Linked DNA regions of Homo sapiens: regions 1, 2 and 3 are each linked to region 4. A link is a contact called in ENCODE Hi-C or POLR2A ChIA-PET data. All regions are on one chromosome and are shown on one strand. Each heading gives the region's core, a stretch centred on a gene start or an enhancer-like site at or near the end of the contact. The rest is flanking DNA. Distances are from core to core; before and after follow the strand shown. Region 1 holds the start of DMAC2L (distal membrane arm assembly component 2 like). Region 2 holds the start of BRMS1L (BRMS1 like transcriptional repressor). Region 3 holds the start of DDHD1-DT (DDHD1 divergent transcript). Region 4 holds the start of FKBP3 (FKBP prolyl isomerase 3).

Region 1 (3,237 bases), core at 600-3,099, 5.2 Mb before region 4:
AACACATGGGAATGGTGAGTTACAATTCAAGATGAGATTTGGGTGGGGACACAGCCAAACCATATCAATACTGTAGTACATCTACATTATGGAATACCACTCAGTAATAAAAAGGAAGGAACTACTGATACATGTAACAGTTTGGATATATCTCAAGGGATTATGCTGAATGAAAAAGAGTCAATAAAAGTTACATACTGTATAATTACAATAATTACATTTATGTAACATTCTTGATATAACAAAATTTTAGAAACAGAGAATAGATTGGGTGGGGCTGCAAAGGTAAGTTGTGGTTATAAAAGGGCAACTGGAGGGACCCTTGTGGTGATGGACCTGGGCTGTACCTTGACTGTGGTGGTGGATACAAGAATCTACACACCTGATAACCATATAGAACTAAATATACACAGAGAACACTAATACAAAATGAGGAATCTGAATGAGATCAATGGATTGTGTGAATGTCAATTACCTGGTTGTGATATGGTACTAGTTTTGCAAGATGCTACCACTGGGAAGACTGGGTAAAGGGTACACAGAATCTCTATTCTTACAATTGCATGGAAATCCACAATTACCTCACAAAGTTGAATAACCATCTCTTTTTTTCATCTGTGATGGAACAAGCAGGCAATATTCTACATTGTTTTAACAAATAAAGCAAACTATGTACCACTGTTCTGGTGGTAAAACCCTTTAACCATAATAAATGTCATCACGTAGCAAATGCTTCACTGTGCTAAACACCTGCTGACCTTATCTCGTGTAATCCGCTCAACGGCCCTAAGACTAGGGAGACACTGCTATCATTCCTAGTTCACTGAGGAGGGTCTGAGGCAAAGAGGTGAAGTGATTTCCTGGAGCTACCTGACCAAAGACTGGAACCAAGATTCTTAGAGGCACACGAAGTCCTTCTGGTAATAAATCTGTATAATTCTATTTGTTATGTTCAGCTGTCCTAACCCTAAAAATTAAAAACTGCCATCAAGCATACAGAATGAGTGTTAGCAACACCGGCACAGTGACAATTTTAAAGAGTTAGAAGGTCCTTTAGAGATTACACAGCCCATCGCCCTCATTTTTACATAAAGGGAATCAGGTGAAGTGACCTGCACAGGTGAGTCGCTGCTCAGAGACCGCACAGCACATTTAAAACTGTATCTCGGTTCAGTACTCAAGAAAAGGACACAGACTTATAAATGGTGGCAAAAACCGAGCTGTCTGGTTCTTCCGGTACCCAGTGCCGGGTCGAGTACAGAGCAGGCGCTCCATATTTACAAGACGAATCAATGACTGAATGAATAGCACCGCCAGGAGCCCCATAAAAGAAGTCCAGAAGACTGCGGGCTGTCAGTCTTCGCTGTGACAAAGAGCCTCCGTGAGGAGCGAGGATTAGGGCCGGACAGGGAGCGCCCTTCTAGTGGACGCTCGACTGGGCTGGGGCCGGGATGGAGACGGTGGGTGCCCAGGCCCTCCGTCTACCGCGGGCCGCGTGCGGGGCCGAGCGAGGACCCGGCTGGAGCTGGAGCGGGGGCGGGGCGGGGGCGGGGCCGAGGGCGAGCCGGAAGAAAGAAGCCGCAGGGCCCGCCCAAACAAGAATTTTCACCGTAATCCCGCCCAGAGTTTCTCCCACGGCCCCATGTCCGCATGGCGGTGAAGGTCGAAGACGCGCGACCCAAAGGGCCAGGTTTTCAGTCAGCCCAGCGTTGGCGACGGGCGAGGGCAGAACACAACCACCACCCTAGTCCCGCCCGGCTCGGGGCCTAGCTTCTCTACTCACAGCGTCGGAGGGAGGGAGGGAGGGAGCGAGCCAGCGTCCCCGCGTCTGCGGCACCCTGGCCGGCCCTTCGCCCTCCGACGCGCGCGCCTATTGGCCACCGCAGCCTCTCCCACATGGGGCGAAGGCGCGCCACTTCATTGGCCCCCGCGTGAGGGGCGGGGCTAAAGAGCGCGGGTCCTCGGCCGTGGAGGGTCAAGTGGCTTCTTCTGAGCGCTGAGGGAGGGGAGCGTGCGTAGGGGATGGTGCCAGCGCTGCGTTATTTGGTTGGTGCCTGCGGACGGGCCCGCGGGCTTTTCGCCGGTGGCTCCCCTGGGGCGTGCGGGTTCGCGTCTGGGAGGCCAAGACCGCTGTGTGGAGGTAGCCGCAGCGCCAGCACCAGGTGAGTGGCCGCTGGTCCTCCCCGCCGCCTGCGCTGCTGCCCCTCGCGGAGGCACCTGGTGGTGGACCTGTGCCCCTGTTCGTATTTCCCTGTCCCGGGGTGAGAGCAGGTTGGGGTCCTGTGGCACTCCAACCTCGGATCCCAGGAGCTACCAACCTGCAGGTTCATTCGTTGTATTTACGGGCCGGAGGAAAGGCAGTGTATAGAGTAGAGGTCGGGAGTAGCTCTGGCTTTGAACAACCCGTCCACTTTCTGTTGAACTCTGGGCTAGTTACTTAACCTCCTTAAAGGCTCAGTTGTGAATTGGACCTTAGTCTCTCCTGTAGGTGGTCATTTGAAGGATAAAAGGACCTAGCACACAGTATAAGCAATCAAATATGCTCTTTATAAGCTGGAGTCTTTGGCGTTGCTTGGAAGATCTGAATACAGTCTTAAATCAGTTCCTGGCACACCCCGCATAGTGTTGCCCCCGTCGGAGGCAGCTCTTATGCTAATGAAAGCCCGCAGAATTCAGTGTCCTGTGATTTATAGTTTGGACGTCACATTCGAAACCATTGTCTTTCTCTGTCCTCTGTAGAAGAAACAGTTTGTGTGAAGGCTGTAAGGCTTGGAGAGGTTTTGGCTATTTTGACGACTAGAAGGTGGGCCATATGAGTGTGACTGAAGTTTAGTGGAAGACATATGGTGTGGAATGACCCAGAAGGACTACATCACAGCAAGGTTTTTAGTTTATTTTAACCACACGTTGACTTTTATTCTAAGAGCCACGGGAAGCTATTTAAAAGGGTTTTAAGAAGAGGCTACGCTTTAGGAGGCCGAGGCGGGCGGATCGCCTGAGGTCAGAAGTTGGAGACCAGCCTAACCAACATGGTGAAACCCCGTCTCTACTAAAAATACAAAAAAATTAGCCTGGCGTGGTGGTGGGCGCCTGTAATCCCAACTACTCCGGAGCCTTAGGAGAATCGCTTGAACCTGGGAGGCGGAGATTGCAGTAAGCTGAGATCGCACCATTGCACTCCAGCCTGGGCGACAGAGCAAGACTCTGTCTCGCAAAAAAAAAAAAAAAAAAAAAAAG
Region 2 (3,494 bases), core at 211-2,710, 9.3 Mb after region 4:
CCCAATATTGAAACGATTTCCTCTGCCTCTGAATTCCTACAGCAACATTTAGTTAAGCATTCATTTGGCAATTTAATCAAGTGGTGACTTATGATAGCTTTTTAAGTGAGCCCAGATAATAACTATTTATCCCTCATATTGAGTACTGTCCAGTGCTGCACAAAGAAGTCACTCATAAATATTTTTGGATGGCTGATTTACTGATTGAAATTATATCCTTCCATGGAGATTTGCTTTGCAAGGGAAACATGAAAAGAGGGCATCTGGGTGATACTAGGCTGTCATCAACCTATCATCAATGCTTCCTTTACATGACCAAAATCAGGCCAAGACAAAGAAGTCAGTCTCATCTCCATCATTTGAATCGAAAGAAAATAATCCCGGTAATCACAAATTCCATTTCACTTTAGAATAACCATTCCTAAAAGTTTGCAAAATTTATTTGTAGTGTTAATCTGCCCTCCTCCCCCACCCAAAATAATTTAAAACAGCCCAAAGTTAGAAAAAACTGAAGGGAAGAAAAGACTTGGAGAATTTTCAACGCTGCCAAAACTCAGCCAATTTATAAGCATATGAAGATCCAAAATGAGCCCGAATGTTGGTCCCTTCCTCTCAGTCTTGCAAACTTCAGGGAGCTACTGAACGGGACCGCTCTCAAGTTAGCCCCCGAAAAGACACTGATGTAAAAGTGCTGACCGGCAAGTTGACTTGCAAACTGAGGTTAATTACTAAGCCGACCCTCTGTCCCGGCAACTCACTTGCGCTGAGAAGTGAGGGTTGCAAAGGTGAAAATAGGGAAAGAGGTCGGTGGGCTGGGGAGAGGAGGCATTTCCAGTTTGTCTGCTGCGGGAAGTTGTCCGCCTGGGCTGGTCGCTCCAGAGCACCACCGGGGGCAGGACCACGCCGCGTTTGGGAGCTGGACAAGCCCAGGCCCGCCCCGCCCCGCCGCCGGGACCCATCAGGAGCCAGACAGCGCCCAGCGACCGGTCAGGGTGCAGCCCAGGGCCCAGAGCCAGTCTCCGCCCCTTCCCTCTGTCCCCGCCCCGCTTTCCCAGCAGGACGCAGCCGCCTGGCGTGCGGAGAGCGGCCTGTCGCGCGCTGGGCGCGGGGACTCAGGGTCCCAGCAGTGGGTCGCGCACCTGAGCTATCTCCATCCTCGGAGACCGACGAGCTCTCAGTGTCCTCGTCCTCGGAGCTGCTCCCCTCATTTTCGGCGTAGTCCACCTCCATCTCATCGTGATGGTTGGTCTCCTTCTTATCCCCTCGGGAATGGACTGGCATTTTCCAGCCGCGCCGTCGCTTTCCACTACCGGCGCCCAGCCCGGCCACCGCCGCTTCAATGAAGGGCGCGCGGAACGCCCCAACCCACCCAGCCACCGAGCTTGCTCGCCCCCTTGGCTCCTCCCCGCCCCCGGCCCGGGCCTCACAACCTAACCCGCAGGCTCTGCGATGGGAGCTCTGCCATTGGCGGAGGCCTTCCACCGAGCCAGAGGGCGGGGGCTTGCCCTGCTCTGGTACGATTGGTTGCCCGCAATTACGACGCGGCCTTCCGATGCTTGCCGGGAGTTGTAGTTCGTAGGTCTCAGACCTGCAGGGGCTGCACGCTTCCATCCCTCGGCAGCCCTGATCACTTCTTCCTTCTGGACTTCAAGTCCCACAAGGCACGAAAGCTGACACTCTGGATCGCAGTTTATAAACTAAACAGAAACAGATTGTGCGAATTTAGTCTGTATTTATCTATTTCCCGCCAAGTGATTGTTTGACCTGCCTGACCATCAGAGATGTTACTGTTAGATGTGAAAATGTCTTTTGCCTAAAAGGATCTTTGCCTGCTCATTGAGCCTGGGGAACTGGAGAACCATCTGTTTTACTAAGCACCTTTATTACCTACCATTAATAAACTGTTTTATTTAATTATTAACTATAGACGATAACTTGCACTTTCTGTGTTGTGCAAAAATCTTTAAATTATTCTTGAAACTTTTACAATACAGAAGGTAAGGAAGTTTTATCTTGGCATTTTCAATCTAATATTTTTGGCATTTATTTTTTACCAAATGCAGTCGGAAAATGCCATCAGTCCTGATTTAACTTTAGTTTTCAATGAAAAATACATACTTAACCAGATGTACTTTCTCAAAAAAAGGGTACATAGCTCCCTCTCCCTCTCCCTCGCCCTCGCCCTCGCCCTCGCCCTCTCCACGGTCTCCCTCTCCCTCTCTTTCCACGGTCTCCCACTGATGCCGAGCCGAAGCTGGACTGTACTGCTGCCATCTCGGCTCACTGCAACCTCCCTGCCTGATTCTCCTGCCTCAGCCTGCCGAGTGCCTGCGATTGCAGGCGCGTGCCGCCACGCCTGACTGGTTTTCGTATTTTTTTGGTGGAGACGGTTTCGCTGTGTTGGCCGGGCTGGTCTCCAGCTCCTAACCGCGAATGATCCGCCAGCCCCGACCTCCCGAGGTGCCGGGATTGCAGACGGAGTCTCGTTCACTCAGTGCTCAATGGTGCCCAGGCTGGAGTGCAGTGGCGTGATCTCGGCTCGCTACAACCACCTCCCAGCCGCCTGCCTTGGCCTCCCAAAGAGCCGAGATTGCAGCCTCTGCCCGGCCGCCACCCCGTCTGGGAAGTGAGGAGCGTCTCTGCCTGGCCGCCCATCGTCTGGGATGTGAGGAGCCCCTCTACCTGGCTGCCCAGTCTGGAAAGTGAGGAGCGTCTCTGCCCGGCCGCCATCCCATCTAGGAAGTGAGGAGCGTCTCTGCCTGGCAGCCCATCGTCTGGGATGTGGGGAGCACCTCTGCCCCGCCGCCCCGTCTGGGATGTGAGGAGCGCCTCTGCCCAGCCGCGACCCCGTCTGGGAGGTGAGGAGCGTCTCTGCCCGGCCACCCCGTCTGAGAAGTGAGGAGACCCTCTGCCCGGCAACCGCCCCGTCTGAGAAGTGAGGAGCCCCTCCGCCCGGCAGCCGCCCCGTCTGAGAAGTGAGGAGCCCCTCCGTCCGGCAGCCACCCCGTCTGGGAAGTGAAGAGCGTCTCCGCCCGGCAGCCACCCCGTCCGGGAGGGAGGTGGGGGTCAGCCCCCGCCAGGCCAGCCTCCCGGACGGGAGGGAGGTGGGGGGGTCAGCGCCCCGCCCGGCCAGCCGCCCCTTCCGGGAGGGAGGTGGGGGGGTCAGCGCCCCGCCCGGCCAGCCGCCCCTTCTGGGAGGGAGGTTGGGGGTCAGCCCCCTGCCCGGCCAGCCGCCCCGCCCGGGAGGTGAGGGGCGCCTCTGCCCGGCCGCCCCTACTGGGAAGTGAGGAGCCCCTCTGCCCGGCCACCACCCCGTCTGGGAGGTGTGCCCAACAGCTCATTGAGAACGGGCCAGGATGACAATGGCGGCTTTGTGGAATAGAAAGGCGGGAAAGGTGGGGAAAAGATTGAGAAATCGGATGGTTGCCGTGTCTGTGTAGAAAGAAGTAGACATGGGAGACTTGTCATTTTGTTCTGTACTAAGAAAACTTCTT
Region 3 (3,541 bases), core at 805-3,304, 8.0 Mb before region 4:
TCACGCCATTCTCCTGCCTCAGCCTCCCGAGTGGCTGGGACTACAGGTGCCCGCCACCACGTCCAGCTAATTTTTTGTATTTTTTTTTAGTAGAGACAGGATTTCACCATGTTAGCCAGGATGGTCTCGATCTCCTGACCTCGTGATCTGCCCGCCTTGGCCTCCCAAAATGCGGGGATTACAGGCGTGAGCCACCGCGCCCGGCCTTAGTACTTCTTTTTTTTTTTTTTTTTTTTTTTTTTTTTTTTTTTAACAGAGGATAATGTTAACGGAAATTGTGTAGTCAAGAGTTAAAATCTGGCCAAAATAATCTGACCAGATAGTTATATAGTTAGGCTACATTCTATCAAGAAACATAAAGGAATAGAGATATTTTAAATGTTGTGATATTCCTTATTTATAATCCCCTTCATAGTACTTTTCATACTGTACTATAATATAATGTATCTGTTTACTTGTCTGTATCCCCCTCTAGGCTGTAAGTTCCTTGAAGAAAGAAAGAACTCTCTCCCATTCTCTCTTATAGTAGAAGTTAGCATAGAGGTGCCTGGCATATAGGTGGCCAGACACCTATTCAAACCCTGTAGAATGAATGCTTTTACAGCTAGTAAACAGACCAAAGCCCATACCCAATATCATATGCTGCATATTGTCAATAGAAATACTGGAGGAGCAACTGGGAAGCAGGCACTCAGAAATTTTTTTTGAGTGGTAAAGAGGGTCCTGATCTTAGATGCTTTCAGTCAGAGCTGCAGTATACAGTTGGATAGGTTGTTCACTGCACAAGGTTAACCAGCTAAGGGCACTAATTGGGGCAGAAAATCCAGCCTGTATTCTACTTGACAAGCCATCAACTCCAACACCGCTCTGTATCTGCCCACAGGAAGCAATGCCTTTTTTCAAATTCCTACAAAGGCCCTGTACAAACTTCAGATAGTCTTGATTTAAATAATGACAGAGTAATAATGTCTGACAGGTTACATCTCAGGAGCAAGAAAAATTGCCCTACCAATCTGATTCCACCAGAGAGTAAAAGAAATAGTGAAGACTGTCTATTCTTAAAATGAAAACACTGAGGTTGGAGATGGTTTTTCTCTGGATTCTCAACATAGGGTGATGTGCTTACAAAATAATTTTTTTTAAATAAAAAAGACCCACATAAGGGAGCCTCTGTATTCAACTTGATCCCAGAATATGAGTTACAGAATCAGAGATGCATAAAAATCTGGAAGAAACCTTAAAGTTCATAGAATTCCATTGCTAGAAGGAACTTTAGATATCATCTGGTCCAAGAATCTTAATTTTACAGATGAGGAAACCAAAAAGATCAGGAAGATTATGTGATTTGCCTGTGGATGGTTAGCAAAGCTAAATCTAGAACCTGGTTGTTTTCTACCTCTCAATCGAACACTCTTTACCACAGCTGGTTGGACTTGACATCATTATAATCAACTAAGACTGATTGCGCACCCACTGTGTGGGAGAGGCTGACATGGACTTGGTTTCCATCAAGGGCCTAGCAATGAGGTTGAGAAAACAGGAAATCCAAGCATCAAAAGATAAGTAATAATATGAGATGGCATATGAAGCAAGGTTTAGATTCCAGTTTCCCAGTGGGAGTGGTGACACCAAGGTGAGTGATGGGTGTGGGGTGGAGTGCCCTCGTATCCACCCACCTATGCGTCCTGGTTCTGTCTGGAGGCACCAGGGCCAGGTGACAAAACGTCCAGGCGAGGCCGCAGTAGGGCCTAAGGTCAAAAAGAGCAATGCTGAATCCTACATCCTGGGGCCCTCCTAACACGTAGCTTAAGGCTCTGGGCTCATGACCCACATTGTAAGGATGAGTGGGGTAAAGCCTATCCACATCTGGGCTGTGAATTCCAGAAGCGGGGGACCGAGGCAGCTGTGCATGAAGACCGCAAGGAAGGAGGAAGGGAGCCGAGGAGGCCCAAGAGCGGCGGGCGACCTGACACCACCCTGCCCTCCCAGCCAGAGGGGCAGGGGGGAACCCCGCGCGCGGCGCCGGTGCAGCCCGGGCTTCCGGGGCGGCGCACGCGGCCGGGGGGCGGGGCGGGGGCCGAAGCACCGCCTACGTCGGGCTGCGTGACAATGGGGCCGGCGGCAGAACGCAGCTGCGGCGGCTGCGGGTCTCGTGGGGGCGGAGCGGTCGCCGCTGCCGCCGCAGCTCGGGTCGGGATTTGAAAGATTAGAAACTTCGGGTGGAGAGGGCGGCGGCGTTGAATGTGTGGCGGAAGCGCTGGGGGTCACGGCTCCGCGCGCCGCCGGACAGCCGGCGGCGTCTCCACAGCATGAATTACCCGGGCCGCGGGTCCCCACGGAGCCCCGAGCATAACGGCCGAGGCGGCGGCGGCGGCGCCTGGGAGCTGGGCTCAGACGCGAGGCCAGCGTTCGGCGGCGGCGTCTGCTGCTTCGAGCACCTGCCCGGCGGGGACCCGGACGACGGCGACGTGCCCCTGGCCCTGCTGCGCGGGGAACCCGGGCTGCATTTGGCGCCGGGCACCGACGACCACAACCACCACCTCGCGCTGGACCCCTGCCTCAGTGACGAGAACTATGACTTCAGCTCCGCCGAGTCGGGCTCCTCGCTGCGCTACTACAGCGAGGGTGAGAGCGGCGGCGGCGGCAGCTCCTTGTCGCTGCACCCGCCGCAGCAGCCTCCGCTGGTCCCGACGAACTCGGGGGGCGGCGGCGCGACAGGAGGGTCCCCCGGGGAAAGGAAACGTACCCGGCTTGGCGGCCCGGCGGCCCGGCACCGCTATGAGGTAGTGACGGAGCTGGGCCCGGAGGAGGTACGCTGGTTCTACAAGGAGGACAAGAAGACCTGGAAGCCCTTCATCGGCTACGACTCGCTCCGCATCGAGCTCGCCTTCCGGACCCTGCTGCAGACCACGGGTGCCCGGCCCCAGGGCGGGGACCGGGACGGCGACCATGTGTGCTCCCCCACGGGCCCAGCCTCCAGTTCCGGAGAAGATGACGATGAGGACCGCGCCTGCGGCTTCTGCCAGAGTACGACGGGGCACGAGCCGGAGATGGTGGAGCTTGTGAACATCGAGCCTGTGTGCGTGCGGGGCGGCCTCTACGAGGTGGATGTGACCCAAGGAGAGTGCTACCCGGTGTACTGGAACCGTGAGTAGCGGGCCGGGGTTAGGGCAGGACGGGCTGCCCCTGCATGGGCCGATGCGCACCGGTGTGGGTTTGGGACTGGTCGCCGCGAAGAGGGAGGCGCGTGAGGCCTGGCGTTTGGCTGGGGCAGGATGGAGATTGAGCAGGGAGCGTCGGCAGCTGAAGGGTAAACGAGCAGATGGCAAAACCCAAGCTGCCTGGGGTCAGGAGGACTGGATACCTTCGGGGGTAGCGCCTCCTGGGTGAGCCGGGTGCTGCTGCCATCCCCTGGAAGTGATCCAGGACCGGATCCGCAGCCCGAGGTTTAATTTCGTGATCCTACCAGCTTTGTCCACCTGGGGATCTGGTTCTGTCTCATTTACCCTAAACAGCCTATGATTTAAATAGCGGCACGTCT
Region 4 (3,365 bases), core at 646-3,145:
AGTCCGGTAGGCAGACACACCAGCGTATTGCAAAACAGAGCAGCCCGGGAAATGTGCAGCTGGTAGTCCCGCACTGGGCAATTGGTAGGGTAAATCCACAGGGCGCCCGCGGAGGTGCAGAACCCGCCATTCTCTAGACACAACTGCCGCTCAGCCTCGTACGCCGCGACAAGCAACACATCATCGTCCGACTCCAGCTGAGCCTCCGCTGCTGCTGGCAAAGGCGCCTTGGAGCTGCCAGGGCTCTGAGGTCGCTCAGTTCCGGAGCTGCAACCCGGAGTCCCAGATGATCGGGAGATACTTGAGCCCCACGTCTGAAAAAGCGTTCTTTGCCGTCCGCTCATTAGGCCGACAACCACCGAAGGCTTCTGTCAGATATCCGTAGCAGCAGCAGCTCAACCGCTACGGTTCCGATCCCCATCGGTTTCCTTCGCACAAAACTCTGGAACGAGAAGGCGGGACTAAGGCCAGTTTATCCAGTTGAAAATGCCGCTACTGAGTTTCCGTTGGGAATGATTGGCTGGCTTCCCGGAAACCTTCACAGCCCTGCCGGAGACTCATGCGCATTATTAAGGCGTTACTCTAAATATGGTCCCCGGTGCGGTTCCGGTGTTTTGTTTTAACAAACTCTAAATTTAAGTTCCGTTTCCAATGATTAGATGGCTGGGCGTCATTGCTAACGTGATAAATCACTTAAAATGTTATAATAGAGATTTATTGTAAAATATTACATACCCGGGGACAATGGAATAGCCACCAGTTTGGGAACTTAATGTTATTGAGCGTCTAACGTGCCTCATTCCTTGTACTTTTAAATCAGAATATAAAGTGAAAAGCAAAAATGTGTAGATGGAATAATTTGTCTTATATCTCTATCTGGGCTGAGAAAACAAAATGCCAAGTCTCTTTTTCACCGCGCTGGGAGTGGCAACCCATTATTTTAATATTTTCATTGTTTAAAGGGAAGTGAACGTGGTCTGGTCCAGCTATTCGTCAGAATTTTTTTTTTTAATGCTCCTTGCAAAGCAGAGCTAACTCATAGGCAACATGCCCAGAGTCAGCCTACATTTTTTTAAGTAAGGAGTCCTGATGTTCAACTATTAAATCTTTATTATAGGTAAGAGCATTATAATAAACGTCGGTGTGCAATTATTCCACTCTAACGAAGATTTCTGTCTCAAATAATTCCTGACTTCTCTCTAAACCTGACTTTGAGTAACCTCTGTAAATTTGTTTCCTCGTGTACTGAGAAAAAAATATACATCACAGAGTTACGAGCATTAATAATGTCATTCTCATCAGCAAGTGGCATCCTGAGTGCGGCTTCTTTATAAATTGTTTTATTTGTTAAAGTTTCTGAACTTCGTTTTGGACAAACTTTCTCGTATTTGTATGGGGGGAAGGGGATGGGCAGTTTGTATTTAAGTTTCGGTTGTGTGATCTTTAAAAGGGAAATGGTGGGATATGGGTTTTCGGATCGACAAGGACTGAAGCACTTCAGGTGTGACTTTTTAGGCTAGAACTAGATAAAACGAGATAAGGAGCCTGAATGCTGTTTTCTTTTAACAGGTTATAGACTGGACTTTAAAGGCATAGCTGCCTTAAATGTGGGTAATGGTTGATAAATGTCGCTACCATCAGAGGTCGCTTCACAAGGTGTCTAATTCAGAATCGAAGATCTCTAGCGGTCTTCTACTCAGTCGACTGCAGAGACGACCGCGGTAGGTTTTTCAACCCGGACTCAACAAAGAAGCCCTCATAGCACAGCCTTGACGTCACTCAAAGACAGGCCCCAATCCCGACTGCTAGAGCAGAGGCCCGCCCCTCGACCTCCGTGAGTGGCCCCGCCCCGCCCTAGGGGGCGGGGCGATGCCGAACTGCGGCGGGCTGGCTCAGTAAAGCGGAGGCAGCGGGGGAAGATGGCGGCGGCCGTTCCACAGCGGGCGTGGACCGTGGAGCAGCTGCGCAGTGAGCAGCTGCCCAAGAAGGACATTATCAAGTTTCTGCAGGAACACGGTTCAGATTCGGTACCAGAGGCGTAGGGGCGGCCGGGCTGGTGCGGCTGAGGGACGCCTCACCCCCCTGGAGATGCCCATACATTCCGTATTCCTCTGTGCCCCCGCCCTCGTCTTCCCGCGGCCGGTGGCCTGGAAGGCCGGAGAGGCCCAGCTTGTGCTTTGGTGCCTCGCTCCCGCCTCTCGGGCGTTCTCTACTGGGGCAGGGGAGCAGCTTTATTTCTTGGGGCACACAGGCTGCAATTGTAGAGTTAGAACCTCATTGGGATCCTTGAGTGGGGGTGGAGGCCAGAAAAATAGGAACCCGAGGATATTGGGGGCTAGGGCGGAGAGGCCGAGGAATAGTGGTGTGGATGAGACTCCTGGGAGCGGGGCGCCGGCTACTAGGGAAATGGGAAGGGATGTGAAGATTTCTGTGGGAACGGTGTATCCAACTTGCTTTTCTCAACAGTTTACTAAATACTGAACATTAATGCGTGTGATTTTTAAAAAATCCGTAGGTTGTGGTTTAAGTTTTGATTTAACATATCGACCCTTTAAATGACCTTTTCACCTTTATACTTTAAGGGAGCTACATGCACATTTCTCTTGTGCAGTGGTCTGTCATTGTTATAAACAGACTAAGAAATTTATTTGAAATGCTTTATACTGTAGGCTCTCCATTTGTCAGCATAGTCTCCATCTTAACCATCCGTCTATAGTCAAGTTATTTTTGTTACACTTGTTTTTCCTTTGGAAAATAAGTTCATTCATGCACCTGTTAAATTGCTGAAATAGTTGTGCACGCAGCATTCTCTTACAAGCGGCAGCCTGCTTGTGTTTTCTATACAATTTTTAAAATTCTAAACTTTTCATTTAGAAAAACTGTTTCTGGGTTTTTTTGTTTGTTTGTTTGAGACGGAGTCTCTCTCTGTTGCCCAGGCTGGAGTGCAGTGGCGCGATCTCGGCTCACTGCAACCTCCGCCTCCCGGGTTCAAACGATTCTCCTGCCTCTGCCTCTCGAGTAGCTAGGACTACAGGCGCGTGCCACCACGCCAGGTTAATTTTTTGTATTTTTAATAGAGACGGGATTTCACCGTGTTAGTCAGGATGGTCTCGATCTCCTGACCTCGTGATCCGCCCGCCTCGGCCTCCCAAAGTGCTGGGATTACAGGCGTGAGCCACTATTTCTGGGTTATTTTGAGAAGCTTATATTTTATTTTCATTTTGGGCGGGCGTCATGACAGGGAGATAGAAGAACTCTCCAACTTCCAGTGCCTTCTTCCTTAATTATTATCCTGGCATCCGCATCTTAGATTAATTTAGCAGATATTAATACAACATCTGTAACAAGAACTATTCTCAGTGTTT

What was found. A loop is a pair of places that touch in the nucleus more often than their neighbours do. ChIA-PET counts read pairs that join two places held with the same protein, here RNA polymerase II (POLR2A). Pooled maps may share reads with other maps.
Region 1: a map of B cell shows a loop between it and region 4 (18-fold over the local background). The contact joins the promoter of DMAC2L here to the promoter of FKBP3 in region 4. A Hi-C loop is called at or near these places in 3 of 168 maps with a recorded cell type or tissue (B cell, CD4-positive, alpha-beta memory T cell and naive thymus-derived CD4-positive, alpha-beta T cell) and 7 of 50 pooled maps. POLR2A ChIA-PET finds 5 or more read pairs at or near these places in 1 of 52 experiments (MCF 10A).
Region 2: a pooled map shows a loop between it and region 4 (6-fold over the local background). The contact joins the promoter of BRMS1L here to the promoter of FKBP3 in region 4. A Hi-C loop is called at or near these places in 2 of 50 pooled maps.
Region 3: a loop to region 4 is called in a map of CD4-positive, alpha-beta memory T cell, with 18 times the contacts of the local background. The contact joins the promoter of DDHD1-DT here to the promoter of FKBP3 in region 4. A Hi-C loop is called at or near these places in 2 of 168 maps with a recorded cell type or tissue (CD4-positive, alpha-beta memory T cell and naive thymus-derived CD4-positive, alpha-beta T cell) and 7 of 50 pooled maps.

The regions. Positions count from the first base shown.
Region 1 is chr14:50,310,936-50,314,172 of GRCh38, reverse strand. It overlaps DMAC2L (distal membrane arm assembly component 2 like), which reads right to left and starts at 1,849. Exons shown (of 6, transcript NM_001382507.1): 1 at 1,784-1,849. It overlaps L2HGDH (L-2-hydroxyglutarate dehydrogenase), which reads left to right and starts at 1,944. Exons shown (of 10, transcript NM_024884.3): 1 at 1,944-2,162. The coding sequence starts at 2,023. RefSeq lists silencers at 1,465-1,694, 1,755-1,884.
Region 2 is chr14:35,824,304-35,827,797 of GRCh38, reverse strand. It overlaps BRMS1L (BRMS1 like transcriptional repressor), which reads right to left and starts at 1,460. Exons shown (of 10, transcript NM_032352.4): 1 at 1,140-1,460. The coding sequence starts at 1,281. RefSeq lists silencers at 900-1,069, 1,320-1,419.
Region 3 is chr14:53,151,867-53,155,407 of GRCh38, reverse strand. It overlaps DDHD1-DT (DDHD1 divergent transcript), which reads right to left and starts at 2,054. Exons shown (of 3, transcript NR_110062.1): 1 at 1,677-2,054. It overlaps DDHD1 (DDHD domain containing 1), which reads left to right and starts at 2,085. Exons shown (of 13, transcript NM_001160148.2): 1 at 2,085-3,147. The coding sequence starts at 2,310. RefSeq lists a silencer at 1,910-2,239 and enhancers at 3,060-3,259, 3,280-3,329.
Region 4 is chr14:45,133,011-45,136,375 of GRCh38, reverse strand. FKBP3 (FKBP prolyl isomerase 3) reads left to right here and starts at 1,895. Exons shown (of 7, transcript NM_002013.4): 1 at 1,895-2,027. The coding sequence starts at 1,920. FANCM (FA complementation group M) reads right to left here and starts at 446. Exons shown (of 23, transcript NM_020937.4): 1 at 1-446. The coding sequence starts at 344. RefSeq lists enhancers at 243-292, 955-1,825, 1,919-2,138, 1,826-2,697 and a silencer at 1,772-1,949.